3 separate regions of the Homo sapiens genome follow, and regions 1 and 3 are each linked to region 2. The links are chromatin contacts, found by Hi-C or POLR2A ChIA-PET in ENCODE. All regions are on one chromosome and are shown on one strand. The core of a region is the stretch at or near the end of the contact, and the rest is flanking DNA. Distances in the headings are between cores, read along the strand shown. Region 1 overlaps KLF9-DT (KLF9 divergent transcript). Region 2 overlaps KLF9-DT (KLF9 divergent transcript). Region 3 overlaps TRPM3 (transient receptor potential cation channel subfamily M member 3).

Evidence for each region. A loop is a pair of places that touch in the nucleus more often than their neighbours do. ChIA-PET counts read pairs that join two places held with the same protein, here RNA polymerase II (POLR2A). Pooled maps may share reads with other maps.
Region 1: a loop to region 2 is called in a pooled map, with 4 times the contacts of the local background. The contact joins two enhancer-like sites. A Hi-C loop is called at or near these places in 5 of 168 maps with a recorded cell type or tissue (CD8-positive, alpha-beta T cell, GM12878, HCT116 and 2 more) and 7 of 50 pooled maps. POLR2A ChIA-PET finds 5 or more read pairs at or near these places in 1 of 52 experiments (naive thymus-derived CD8-positive, alpha-beta T cell).
Region 3: a loop to region 2 is called in a pooled map, with 5 times the contacts of the local background. The contact joins two enhancer-like sites. A Hi-C loop is called at or near these places in 11 of 168 maps with a recorded cell type or tissue (aorta, ascending aorta, cardiac septum and 7 more), 23 of 37 single-sample maps with no recorded cell type and 16 of 50 pooled maps. POLR2A ChIA-PET finds 5 or more read pairs at or near these places in 16 of 52 experiments (AG04450, BJ, CD4-positive, alpha-beta T cell and 10 more).

What each region holds. Positions count from the first base shown.
Region 1 is chr9:70,464,354-70,468,934 of GRCh38, forward strand. All of the region lies in intron 3 of KLF9-DT (KLF9 divergent transcript), which reads left to right. It overlaps LOC105376079 (a long non-coding RNA gene), which reads right to left. Exons shown (of 3, transcript XR_929917.3): 3 at 2,046-2,136. Among named protein-coding and RNA genes, the nearest start is that of KLF9, 52 kb to the left of the region's middle. Within about 2 kb of position 3,103, at least 2 of the 41 ENCODE cell types and tissues checked have a DNase peak (open chromatin) inside an H3K27ac peak, as active enhancers do.
Region 2 is chr9:70,522,912-70,527,686 of GRCh38, forward strand. The region is part of intron 3 of KLF9-DT (KLF9 divergent transcript); the gene reads left to right. Among named protein-coding and RNA genes, the nearest start is that of KLF9, 110 kb to the left of the region's middle. Within about 2 kb of position 2,845, at least 2 of the 41 ENCODE cell types and tissues checked have a DNase peak (open chromatin) inside an H3K27ac peak, as active enhancers do.
Region 3 is chr9:70,561,201-70,565,653 of GRCh38, forward strand. The region is part of intron 22 of TRPM3 (transient receptor potential cation channel subfamily M member 3); the gene reads right to left. Among named protein-coding and RNA genes, the nearest start is that of KLF9, 150 kb to the left of the region's middle. Within about 2 kb of position 2,276, at least 7 of the 41 ENCODE cell types and tissues checked have a DNase peak (open chromatin) inside an H3K27ac peak, as active enhancers do.

The sequences.
Region 1 (4,581 bases), core at 1,853-4,352, 58 kb before region 2:
ACAGTGGTGCAATCATGGCTTGCTGTAGCCTTGAACTCCCGGGCTCAAGCAATCCTCCGACATCAGCCCCCCAAGTAGCTGGGACTATAGGCATATGCCACCATGCCCAGCTAATTTTTGTAGTTTTAGTAGAGATGGGGTTTTGCCATGTTGCCCAGGCTGGTCTTGAACTCCTGGGCTCAAGTGATCCTCCCGCCTTGGCCTCCCAAAGGGCTGAGATTACAGGCATGAGCCACCAGGCCTGGCCGTCGCCTATACTTCGGAACTGCTGACTGTAAATCATGGTTCTCCTTATCCCTCCTTAGGTTTGATTAATTTGCTAGGATGGCTTACAAAACTGAGGAAAACTCGTTTATCACTTTATTATAAAGGATATTACAGGGTGAGCGAGGTGGTTCACACCTGTAATCCCAGCACTTTGGGAGGCCAAGGCAGGCGGATCACCTGAGGTCAGGAGTTCAAGACCTGCCTGGCTAACATGGTGAAACCCCATCTTTACTAAAAATACAAACAAAAATTAGCCAAGCATGGTGGTGGGTGCCTGTAATCCCAGCCACTCGGGAAGCTGAGGCAGGAGAATTGCTTGAACCCAGGAGGTGGAGGTTGCAGCGGCCAGCCGAGATCATGCCACTGCACTCCAGCCTGGATGGAAGAGTCGCATAGATATGTAAGAAGGAGCATGGAGATTCCATGCCCTCAGGCACCACCCTCCAACCACCTCCACAAGCTCCACAATCCTAAAGCTTTCAAATCTTATTGTACAACAGGTTTTATAGAACTTTACCTCCAGCTTCTTCTCCTTTCTTTCCCAGAGATCTGGATGGAGCTGCAAGTTCCAGCCCTTAGATCACTTGGTCTTTCTGGTGACAGCCCCCATCCTGAGGCTCTCCAGGGGCCCTACCCTAAGTCACCTCATTAGCATAAACTCAGGTGTGATCCAAAGGGGCTTATTATGAATAGCAAAATACACTCCTATAACTCAGGAAATTATTCCAAGGGTTTCAGGAGCACCAAATATATTTGATATTATACCAGAATTCCCCTCTGGCTCTGAACAGTAATATGAAATGATTTTAGATTATTTTTGCTTGTGTTCTTCATTCTTTTGGGAAGAAAGGGAAGAGGTTAGGAGGCAGTCCTCCTCAGCCAGTACACCAATCTGACCTGCTCCTCCTTCTGAGATGGGAAAAGTTCCCTTGTCCCCCTCGCAGAGCATGCCATGGGGCTGTGACTCGCTTCTTCAGTGCCCCCCGCTGCTCAAACCTCTAGGGGGAGCAGGCAGATGAGCAGGTTGTGGGGCTCTGACCCCACGGCAGCGTCTGGGGGTGAATGTTTACAGCTCCTGAAGCCCCAGTGGGGCATGTGTTACAGTGTGCTCTTTTAGTTTTGCTATCTGTAGGCGGCTTGTGTTAATCAGCTCAATTAGACACTCTGCCTTATTGCAAGGACAGAGGGCTTTTCGTCTTGGGGTTCTTGCCTTAGTGTATCGGAAAAATTGCATCACATGTGGGCACAGTTAAGTGTTTTGAATTTTATCCTACATACAAAAATACATGGAGAATGAGTGCAGGGTTTTATTGAATGGTGGAAGTAGCTCTCAGCAGATGGATGGGGAGCCAGAAGGGGGACAGAGTGGGAAGGTGGTTTTCCCTGGAGTCTGTTGCTCAGTAGCCAGACTCAACTCCAACCACCCCGGCCAAATTCCTCTGGCTTCCTTGTTCCACCGGTGGATGGCCTGCCAGGGTCTGCTGGAGCCTGCCAGTATGTTCTGCCCGTGTGCTCCTCTTGACGTCCAGCTGCTTGTGTCTCTACCCACTAGGGTTTCGGGGGTTTTTATAGGCACAGAATGGGGGCATGGCGGGCCAGGGTCATCTTGGAAAATGCAACATTTGGGTGTGAAAACAGGAGTGCCTGTCCTCACCTAGGTCCGTGGGCACAGACCCGAGGGTGGCTCCCTCGCCAGGGACCCCACCCTTCTCCTCCCAGCACTTCCCTGCCCCTGCTCCTGTATCACTTCTTCATTCTCTACCTTGTGGAATGTGCCGCTTCAACCATCACTGAAGTAAAAATCTCCGGTTTAGTTGTTACTCCTTTCCTTCATGCAAGAGTGCCATGACCCAAACTACAGAGGGGCAGCTGTAAGGAGAGTGAGTACCAGAAAGTCAGGAGCACGGTTCGTGGGAAGAGGAAGAAGATCGGGGAAAAAGAAGAGCATCGTTTTATTTTTTTCTTTCTTTCTTTTTTTTTTTGAGCCAGAGTCTCGCTCTGTCACCCAGGCTGGAGAGCAGTGGTGTGATCTCTGCTCACTGCAACCACTACCTCCCAGGTTCAAGTGATTCTGGCACCTCAGCCTCCTGAGTAGCTGGGATTACAGGAGTGCACCATGACGCCAGGCTAATTTTTGTATTTCTATTAGAGACAGAGTTTTACCATGTTTGGCTATGCTGGTCTTGAACTCCTGATCTGAAGTGATCTGCCCACCTTAGCCTCCCAAAGTGTTGAGATTACGGGCAAGATGGAGTCTTGCCACATTGCCCAGGCTGGTCTTGAACTCCTGGATGCAAGCCATCCTCCCACCTCAGACTCCCAAAGTGCTGGGATTCCAGGCATGAGCCACTGTGCCCAGTAAAGAACATTATTTCCTGAGCCTTTCAGACAACCTCCGCTGTTACATGCAGCTTGGTTTGTCTTGACTCATGTTGGGGGAGGGCTTGCTTACCACTCATGATGTTGCTTCCATGTAGCAGGGCCTTCTATTACAGTAATATTCTGGACTTTCCGTATCCTTTGACTCACCCCTCCCAGGAGAAGATGGGTGACTTAATAGAATGATGAGTTTTGTAGAGGGAAGTGAGTTGTGTGGCTCAATTCCTCCCTCTCATGGGCCTGGCCAGCCAGCAGAGAGCCCCTATCCTGCTCTGCTCCAGTACCACTTACCTTTGCCTCTGCTGGGGGCCTGCAGGCCTCCAGAGCTGCCTGTGACTGGGTGGGTGAGTCTGTCTGATTCTGGGATTTAGTATTAGAAAGCTCAATCTCGCTGCACACCTACGGCCTATCTCCCCACCCAGCCTTTATGAGTAATACGGGTGGTGTTTCATCTCCATCTGCCTGACTCTTGTGACTGTCTCAATTGGTTCCAAGCTTGGGTGGAAAAGGGACTTCTTCAAATCTCAACAGCTGAAGTCTAGTACTTGAGTAGGAGTCGGGGCTGATCTGGTTGAACAGGCCAGGAAGAAACAGACTGCATTTCCTTGGCTCAGCCGTTACACAGTTTGCACTGGACAAATCCCATTTTCTTCTTGTGCCTGCCTTGAGGACTGCCATGCACTCCCTGACAGTTGCTGTTCCCTTCCCTCCATGGGAGGTTAGCCTTTGCTGCTGCTGTTTGGCTGCAGCAGCTGCAGACCTTTCTGCCAGCATCTTCTGCTTGACTAACACCATAGATGGGGAAGGAGACTTCAGGAACAAAGAGCTAGAAGAGCGGGCAGAGGCTGGGCATGGTGGCTCACACCTATAATCCGAGCACTTAAGAAACACAATTTAAGAATCTTAAGTCAGATCTTTCTATCACAGGGTTGCGGTGAACACAAAACCTTCTCCATACATGTCCCTGCCTAACCACAATTTAAGCACAGTGTTTTGTAAATAATGGAGGCCAAGGCAGGAGGATTGTTTGAGACCTGAAGTTCAAGACCAGCCTGGGCAACATAGTGTGACCCCTGTCTCTACAAAAAGTACAAAAATTAGCTGGGCGTGTTGGTGCACACTTATAGTCCCAGCTACTCAGGAAGCTGAATGAGGCAGGAGGATTGCTTGAGCCCAGGAGGTCGAGGCTGCTGTGAGCTATGATCATGCCACTGCACTCCAGCCTGGGCAATACAGCAAGACTGTCTCAAAAAAAAAAAATTCAATGTCAAAAGAGACAAGGATGAGACTGTTTTCACATTTCTACTGTCCTCACGGTTAGTTCTTTGAATCAAATCCCTCTTCCAACTTGGGATCTAATTTCCTTGGAAAGAGAGTATATGGAAAGCAAGAAGTTAAGGACCAGGGTCCTTTTTCTGACCACATTGCTGGCTGTGTGGCCTGGAGCACCACCCTCCTTCCTCTGCCTGAAATTCACTGCATATTAAGTACAGGTTGGGGGTGTGCTACATCGGTTCCTCTTAGTTTTGTAGAAGTACACTCTCACTAGAGTGCACAATCTATATTGAGTATGCACTGTGTCCTTGGCACTCTATTGGGTGCTATGAGGGACACAGGAGTGAGCCCTTCACAATTGCCTGGCATCTCTGGTAAGGGATGTCAGCTTCAAGCTTCGGAGAAGCTGCTTCCTAAGAATGGGACAGATAAAGTACTATGGAATTTTGATAAACCAGAACTGATCTCTAAAACTTTCTATTTAAGTCATCAAGCATTTACCAGACAAATTTCTTCAGGGGAGGGCCCCATACGACTCTTGTCTGGTTCTCACCTTGCCTATCCCAGGGAAGTTAGTGGATATGTATTGACTGTGTTGGCACCCATTATTTACAAAACACTGTGCTTAAATTGTGGTTAGGCAGGGACATGTATGGAGAA
Region 2 (4,775 bases), core at 1,595-4,094:
CATTGGCCATTGGTGATCAACTTACCTTCAGTCCCTCTCTCTTCCCTAGAGGTGGGGGAGGCTGGAGCTGAAAGTCCCAACCCTCTAATCATACCTTGTTTTTTCCAGTGACTAGCCCCCATTCTGCAAATACTTAGGGGCTGCCAACCATCAGTCAGCTCACTAGAATATGAAAAGGTGTCACTTTGGAGATTCTAAGGATTTTAGAAGTTGTATGCTAGGCAATGGGGTCAAATAACAAATATTTCACAGTATTACAGGCTTCCTCTATCATTTCCACTTTCAGGTCATCTTTAGCTTTTACCTAGTTCAAATTTTCCTTAGCTCATATCTAGAGCATTCCACTTCCAATATGTTGGCATATGCTCCAGTCACAATAAATCTCTCACCTGTCTTCCAGCGCTCTGTTGTGTTTTCATGCCATTGTGATTCTTGTTGGTCATGCTATACTACTTTTCCTGAAATCTCTTCCCTGCTCCCTCTTTTCTGCTTCTTGAAATTCCACTCATTCTTCAAGGCCAACATATTTGAGCTCAAATATCACCTCTTCTGAGAAGCCCCTCCAAGCTTTCTTTCAACCCTTCTTTCCAGTTATTGCAAATTTGAATGTACATTAAAAGTACACTCTGTAATCTAGAGGACTCTGTTTATATAATCTGTTAATGGTGCTTTGAAAAGTTTGATTCGTATGGTAACATATGTGTTTCTACCAGATTGGGAATTTGTTGAGGGCAGGAACTGTCTATTCATTTATTTCTTCATTCATGCTATTTGCAGGCACTAAGCTAGGGACCAGGGCTCTCACTGTCTGGCTGGGAGATAAACAGGTGAACTTACCAGTATTGCGTAGAAGGACAATTGCTGTGATAGAGGACAAATGCAACGCTTGATGTGTTGTTGTATTAGTCTGTTCTTGCATTGCTCTAAATAACTACCTGAGACTGGATAATTTATAAAGAAAAGAAGTTTAATTTGCTCTCGATTCTGCAGGCTATACAGGAAGCATGGCTGGGGAGGCCCCAGGAAACTTACAATCACGGCAGAAGGCTGAGGGGAAGCAGTCACGTCTTACATGGCTGGAGAAGGAGGAAGACAGAGAAGGGGGAGGTGCTATACACTTTTTGTTTTTTTGAGATGAAGTCCCACTCTGTCACCCAGGCTGGAGTGCAGTGGTGTGATCTCAGCTCACTGCAGCCTCCACCTCCCAGCTTCAAGCGATTCTCCTGCCTCAGCCTCCCTAGTAGCTGAGACTACAGGCATGCACCACCACGCCCTGCTAATTTTTGTATTTTTAGTAGAGATGGGGTTTCACCACGTTGGCCAGGCTGGTCTCGAACTCCTGACTTCAAGTGATCCACTCACCTTGGCCTCCCAAACTGCTGGAATTACAGGCATGAGCTACCATGCCTGGCCAGTGCCACATACTTTTAAACAACCAGATCTCATGAGAACTCACTGACTTTCAAGAAAGCAGGAAAGGGAAATTCTGCCACCATGATCCAATCACCTCCCACCAGGCCCTTCCTCCAACATTGGTGATTACAATTTGACATGAGATTTGGTCAGGGACACAAATCCAAACCATATCATTGGTCAGGAAAGGAAAGTTCATTGTGGTAGGCTGGAGAATGCTTCATAGAGGCAGAGTTGTGAAGGCAATGTATCCTTTAGTTGTGACTTGAAGGATATACTGTCTTATTTTATTAAATCTAAGCACATTGTTTTTTACATCCTGAATCCAGGATATAATTTTTGATCAATGTATACATTTAATGTGGCAATATTTCTGTCTTCCCAAATCTGGTATTATTTTGGTGGTGTTTCTTATAGTCGCTGACATCTTAGTATTAAAAAGATATAGTAGACTTAGAGTCTGTGGTTGCACAAAATTAGACACCAACGTGATTTTTTAAAAACGTGAAGGTGGGGAAGGGGTTCATTACTTCCCTATTGCTGCTATAATAAAACACCAGAAACAGTGAATTAAAATAACACATATTTATTCTCTTACAATTCTGAAAGTCGGAAATCCAAAATGAGTTTGAAGGAACTAAAATCAAGATATCTGTGGTTCCAGTTACTTTTGGAGACTCTAGGAGAGGAATGCATTCCTTGTCTTTTCCAGCTTCTGGAGGGCTCCTGTATTCCTTGGCTTGTGGCCACATCCTCCATCTTTACATTGTATTACTTCAATCTCTGCTTCTCTTGTCACATAGTCTACTTTCTGAATCTGATTCCTCCTGCCTCACTTTTACAAGTCTCTTGTGATTACACTGGACCCATCTGGAGAATCCAGGATCATCTACCCATCTCCAGATTCTTAATCACATTGGCACAATCCCTTTTGCCATATAAGGTAACATTCACAGATTTTTGAGGATTAGGACATGGACATCTTTGGGGGCCATTATTCAGCCTACTAAAGAGAAAATTTATTTTAAAGATACTGATATGGCTTTAGACATCAAAGGTGAGATGATAGCCATGTTCCAGGAAGAGCCTAGAAACTTCGTTTTATGTATCTGCCCCGTCTCTGTGTCTTTATTAATTTCTGTATTTTTTGGCAGACTGACTTCTTCTGCAAGTCAGCCAGTATGTAGAAACATGATTGCTGACAATTCCTGAGACTATAAGTTATGGTTTCAATACCCGGAATTGCTCAGCTCTCTCAACTCTATTCCAGATCCTCAAAGAAAAAACTCTGATTGGTGTTCTTGGGTCAATGCCTCCTTCTCTAAGGGTGTAGCCAAAGGTATAGAGCTCTTCCATATTGCACAAAATGACTGCCAGCAAGGAGGCATTTCAAGTCATGCTCATACACTGAAAAATAGTCCTCTATGAAATATGACTAATTGTTCACCAGGAAATTGAGTAAGAGGCTGACATTTCACACAGAAGGTACTAGCACTTAGTCAAGTGTTTTTCAAATTGTGGATATCCAAGAAATATTTCCTGAATTGAGTTGTGAAATTTCTCCAAAGTGTCTTTTAATCTATAAGGTTTTATCACCTGGAGCCTGGAATCCTGCAATTAGTCTCACTGTACCTACCCTCTCCCTTGCCATGCCATAATGTTACAGCCCACATTTTGGACCAGAATTTTTCAGTCGCTTTCTTTTCATCACAGAATAACGTTCAAACCATTGATGTATAAAATGATGGGGCTGGGTGCGGTGGCTCAGGTCTGTAATCCAGCACTTTGGGAGGCCGAGGCGGGCAGATCACTTGAGGTCAGGAGTTCAAGACTAGCCTGGCCAACATGGTGAAATCTCAACTCTACTAAAAATACAAAAATTAGCCAGGCCTTGTGGTGTGTGCCTGTAGTCTCAGCTACTAGGGAGGCTGAGGCAGGAGAATTGCTTGAACCTGGGAGGCAGAGGTTGCAGTGAGCCGAGATTATGCCACTGCACTCCAGCCTGGGCAAAAAAGTGAGACCCTGTCTCAAAATAATAAAATAAAACAAAATAAAATAATGAACCCCATTTTTTCCCATCTGGGACATGGGAATATTAATGGCAATCTCATAAATGTGTTGAGATTAAATGAATATAAGGGATTGCCATACTTTCCGGCAAATCTCCAATGTGAATCCTCCGCTCTGGTTAGGTTGGTTTCCAACTGGAGCCCAGGCATTTGTCTCAATTATTCTTTCTTTTCTTTTTTTTTTTGACGTGGAGTTTTGCTCTTGTTGCCCAGGCAGGAGTGTGATGGTGCGATCTTGGCTCACCGTAACCTCCACCTCCTGGGTTCAAGCAATTCTCCTGCATCAGCCTCCCGAGTAGCTGGGATTATAGGCATGCACCACCATGCCTGGCTAATTTTGTACTTTTAGTAGAGACTAAAATACTCTCTACTGGTCAGGCTGGTCTCGAACTCCCGACCTCAGGTGATCCACCTGCCTTGGCCTTCCAAAGTGCTGGGATTACAGGTGTGAGCCACCGCGCCTGGCCTGCCTCAATTATTCTTGCGGCTACACCTTTGTTTTTGCCTGGGACTCCAGGCTTGGAAATGCCAGACTCTACCTCCTGGCTTCTTTAGTCTTGCCCGATTCCTTCAGGTCCTTCTAGGCTACAAATGTTCATTCTTTCCTTTTATTCTAAGAAGATTTTGAGTCTGTTCTACACAGAGTCTCAGAGCAGATTTTTTAGTCCAATTTCCAACCCAAATGTGGGAAACCATCCATACGCTGCCTTTCTGGTGGCTATTTTGCTTCTACTTGAATAGTTTTAGTGTTGATGAGCTAAACTTAGGCTGCTTGTCCCCATTTTTTCAACAGCTCTAATTAAATAACTAAAACATGTAATTATCTTTTTAGTCATGACTGTCTTGCTTTTTTAATAAAATTTTCAGTTCTTCTAGAGGAACAAAGTAGCTGCTCAAAAGGCATTGATTATATTTATGCCTAAAATTATAATTTCCCAACATTAATAGTTAAACCATTGCTACCATTTTTATTTTCTTTTATTCCAGCTTTACCATACCTTGGAGAAGATGACCTGCCATTATAAGGCTTATGATTATTGTCACAATACCTACAACAGGTTTCTGAGGAGAAAGAAAGCAAAGAAAATCCTCCTGGTTCATGTCTAGTGATACTTGCATTAATTTTACTTAGGTCACTTTAGGTTGCCCTTACACAGCATTTGAATTTTTGTGAAAAAAAAGTTCTGTTGCAAAAATTTTATTCTCTTCTGTGATATTCTTTTGGACTTTTACTATTCATATGCAAATACATCCATAATCTATATGCCTGGTTTAATTTTTACAAAAATTGAT
Region 3 (4,453 bases), core at 1,026-3,525, 38 kb after region 2:
ATAACGAGACAAAGAGGATTTCTCCACCTCCTTTTGAAAATCTATACAGTTCGCCATGGAGGATTTAGAATGCCATTAGCACAGCTGCTGTGGCTTTACTGGGAGGACAAATTTGATTTAGATAACGCTGCCCTTTGGCCTTTTCCTGACACAACGTTTTCCTTGGCAAGACAACTGGAGATGCCTCCCTTTGCATGGCTACATCTTTCTAGAAGTTTCCTTATCTGAGGCTCTTTGATTGTGGTGGGTCCAGGTGGAGGTTTTCTCTGTGGAAACATGAGGCTCTTTCTATTGCTTTCAGTAGGTGACTGCCAATATCCTCTTATAATGGACAAGAAGAGCAAAGGTCGCTGAAAACCAGGCAAGCCCAACTTTCTAGAGTCAAAAGCACCATCTACTAGCATCCCCTTTTACTTCTTTTGTGGCTTAAGTTTTTTCTCTTCACCTAACCCAAACACTAGGTAAGATGCTAACTGATAATGATATGGCGCAAAGGCAGCCACTGGAAATTGGTGGGAGGCCTTGGTTTCTCCATCCATGAACAAAGGGAGTTGGGTTATTGATATTCTCTACAGTGCAACAGACACACAGCTTGGGAAGTCCAAGATGGCTTTAGGACACACAAGCAGGGCATTAAATGGCACTGAACTAGATAGTAAGGGATGACACTGTCAAGCTTCTTTCCATCTTCCTGACGCCATCAGAGAGAAAGTGTTAGTTTAAGCATACTATTCTTTTAACACTTCCTTAATGTTTGCTAAATTCCCTTTTTTAGGAAAGACTGAGCTCAAGCATCTGGTAGAATTTCACAACAATGTAGCGTTTTTCATTCTGTTTATTTTGTGGTTATCCTCTATTTATGTCAAATGATACTGATTTTCAACTTGTGACCCTAAATCTTTAAAAATAAATTAAGTTTCTAAAAAATGAGCCAATTTAACAAAAAATATTTAAGAGTAGAACAAAGGTTATAAACTAGTGAATGGGGGTATGTGGTTGACTGAAGTTTGGGAAATGCTGGATTAGATTATCTCTAAACTCCATCTATTCCTGATATTTTGTCACTCCACGATTCCAGGAAAAGGAGCAAAAGACTTGAATTTGCCCCAAACTGAATCATCTATCCCAGGAGCCAACTGTAGGCCACTTGTAGAACCTTAATCTTTTTATTCCTGGTAGAAAAGCAAACTAGCTCCCACTGCATTAAATGGAATTCAGCCCCTACCTGGGGAAAAAAAGGGACCAATGATATAGCCTCCAACTCTTCAGGGCCATCTTGGCTTCTGGTCTATCTGCTATGTGCACACAGTTTCAGCTTTGAGCTATTCAGAACCCACTATTAAGCTCAATGTCTCATTTTTTAATCCAGTAAATTAGCAGGATGTCGCAAATCTAGGTATGTTGTGTGTGTGTTGGGCAGGGGGGAGGTATGGGGGGAAGAGCGTCCTGGGGGAGAAGTGGGGAGAATTCAATTCCCTGTTACTTGGTTCCATGTTCTTCCTATCCTATATATCTAGCTTTACCTGGAAACAAAAATTATTTATTTGAAGAGGGCTTCAAAATTCTAACCTTAGTATTTCATTATTTTGCATCAGGAATTAATATCAGAAATATTTTATGCAAATCTTGCCTTGGAAGAATATATATCTAAACTAGCCTATTGTACACGCCAGTGGGTTTGCTGTCATGATTAGGAGATCGATTGCATTAACAGCCCCAATTTCTCTCCCCTCCCTGGATCCACACTGCTTTGTCATGTGATGTTAGAGTTTCTATCACTAAACAGGTGGGATCTCTTTCTTCACCTCTTGATTCTGAGTTTGGCCATGTGGTTTGCTTTGGTGAATGGAATGTTAGCAAATGTGACCCACACAGAACCTTGGAAAAGCCCTTAATGTTTCTGTTTCCACTTTTTGGCTTCCGCCATTACCATAAGAGACATGCATGAGCTAGCCTGTTGGAGAATGAAACACAGGGAACCTTTGCTTCTAGGTGCTTGTTTTCTGAGCTGAGGCTGTTCTGGAGGAGGTGATAGCCCGCTGACCTCCTGGCAGGTGATTGAGCCCAGCCCAGACCAGAAGAACCATGCAGCCAACTCTCAGTCTTCTGAGCTCAATACGTGCTTATGGCGTTAAGTTCTGAATTCTAGGGTGGTTTTTCCTGTATCATTTTTGTGTTGATAGATACCTGATAAACAAGCTAAATTTCCCTTGCCCTGCTCACAGCTGGAAGAGGTAGCCCTACGTCCTTCAGGCTGACAAAGTCCTTTCCTCATTTCTTCACTTCTCCTTTCACCCAATTCAGGCTACAGATGATTGGAGCAGATTCCACCATTGACCAAGAAGGAGTGAGTTCATTGAATGGCCAGTGACTAATCAGACTCTTTGTGTTTAGAAATAAAACAGAAGTGCAGAGACTTAAGTTAGATGATGGCATGTACTTAAAGAACATATAGAGCCTGACCTCACTGGGTCATGTAAAGCAAGCCATATGAGAGAGGGATGGTGGAGGAAGGGAGAAAGGAAATGGGAGAGAGAGCAAGAGAGAAAGAGAGAAATGATTGATTGATTATTGATTGAGGCAGGAGAGAAGTATAGAGAAAAGCAGATGAGTGTGGTCATGTCTTCTGATTCTGACTTTACAAAACCACTTCTGGTTTTGTTCCCAGTCAGCTCACGCATGTCGTGCTCTGCTTCCTGTCTTTGAATGCCTCTGTGGTTTTCTCTTAGGCACTTACAGTCAGTCTTTATTGAACCTACTCTGTGTAGTTTTGTTTTCTTACAATCAACATTTTTCTCTGGTTGAGAACATAGTCGCTAAGACTTCAGAAGGAATCAGTTTCCTTGCCTAGTAGTTTCATCAGAGAAGGGAGGGGCTGTGAGAAGGGAGAGGGAAGCTCTGGGAAGGGTTAGAAGAATGGAAATAATTGTGTTTAACTCAGTTTTACTCAGGGCTTGCCTCATCATCATCATTACACCTTCCTTTTGATATTTGCATATACGAAATAGGATTAGATAAGTTCTTTCCTTCTTCAAACCAAAACAACAGAAAAATTTCAGAGAAAACATAAAATAAGTTACTCTTTCAGATTTTTGTGTTGCTGTCCACCTACCTATAATTCATCACAACTCCCTGACACGCAACAATACACCTTTCTGAGCAATGAGGGCAGGAGGAGGCACCCCTTCCCCTGTAGGTGAAGGGAGCTGGAGTCCATTCTCATTGCCTTTACTGTGGAAGGTTTTCCCTGTGAGTCCACACTACCTCAGCCTACAGGCCACACACTAAGGAATATGCTTGTTGTTTCTGTTTAAAATGGAATTGTATTACTTTTCAGAAGCCCATGCATATTTAGGGTATTAGAGTATTCAAAGAGGGAAGAGCCAGGGCCCTCTTCAAGAGGGGCCTTCTTAGGAAAAGAACCAGCAACCTCATATCAGGGCTCTCTGTGCCTGGAAGGATCAGTCCAGTGAGCCAGACTGCATGTCTATGTGTAAATGCACATCAGGGGACATGAGGCTACACCACCTCCAAAGAAATAATCTATGGCTCTTGTCGACTCCCATTGCATTGTGCCTGAGGGGTTATATGATATCTACAGAAATGATCAATGTGGCTCCTAATATTCAGGAATGCGTATATAAGCAAATAAGTTCCTGCTGACATTATTTACAAATCCCCTGGTAAGAGACAATGCAAGAAACACATCTGTACTTACAGCTCACGGTTCAGGCTCGAATCTCTCTGATCTGCAGGCACTAATTCCTCTCTGTGCCCTCTGGATCCCAAGCTCTGTTTACTGTTAAAACTTGAGCTTTTCACGCTTCAAGTGATGCTCCTCAAACAACCAAGAATCCAGACAATAGGCAGTCCACATTCCGCTTAGAATCTAAGCAGCTGTTGGCTCTTGTGTTGGGACTATGTGTCCAAATGTATGCTGCATATGAACTGCTAGGAATATGATAAAATAGTTGGGTGACAGCACACCCTTGTATAGTGGGCTAACAACGTTATTCTTTCCCAGAGCAACATTGACACGTCAGTTAAAATACAACAAATAAACATTTTCATCTTGGCAGATTTATCTGTTTTTATTTTTATTTTTTTTTTGAGACAGAGTTTTGCTCTTGTTGCTCAGGCTGGAGTGCAATGGTGTGATCTCAGCTCACTGCAACCTCCAACTCCTGGGTTCAAGTGATTCTCCTGCCTCAGCCTCCCAAGTAGCTGGGATTACAGGCACAAGCTACCATGCCCAACTGATTTTGTATTTTTAGTAGAGACAAGGTTTTGCCATGTTGGTCAGGCTGGTCTCGAACCGCTGACCTCATGTGATCCACCCACCTTGGCCTCCCAAAGTGCTGGGATTACAGGCATGAGCCACTGTGCCCAGCCTAGATTTATCTGTTAAAAAATAATAAACTGAGATACCAATCAAGTGAATTGCGGTGGGGGC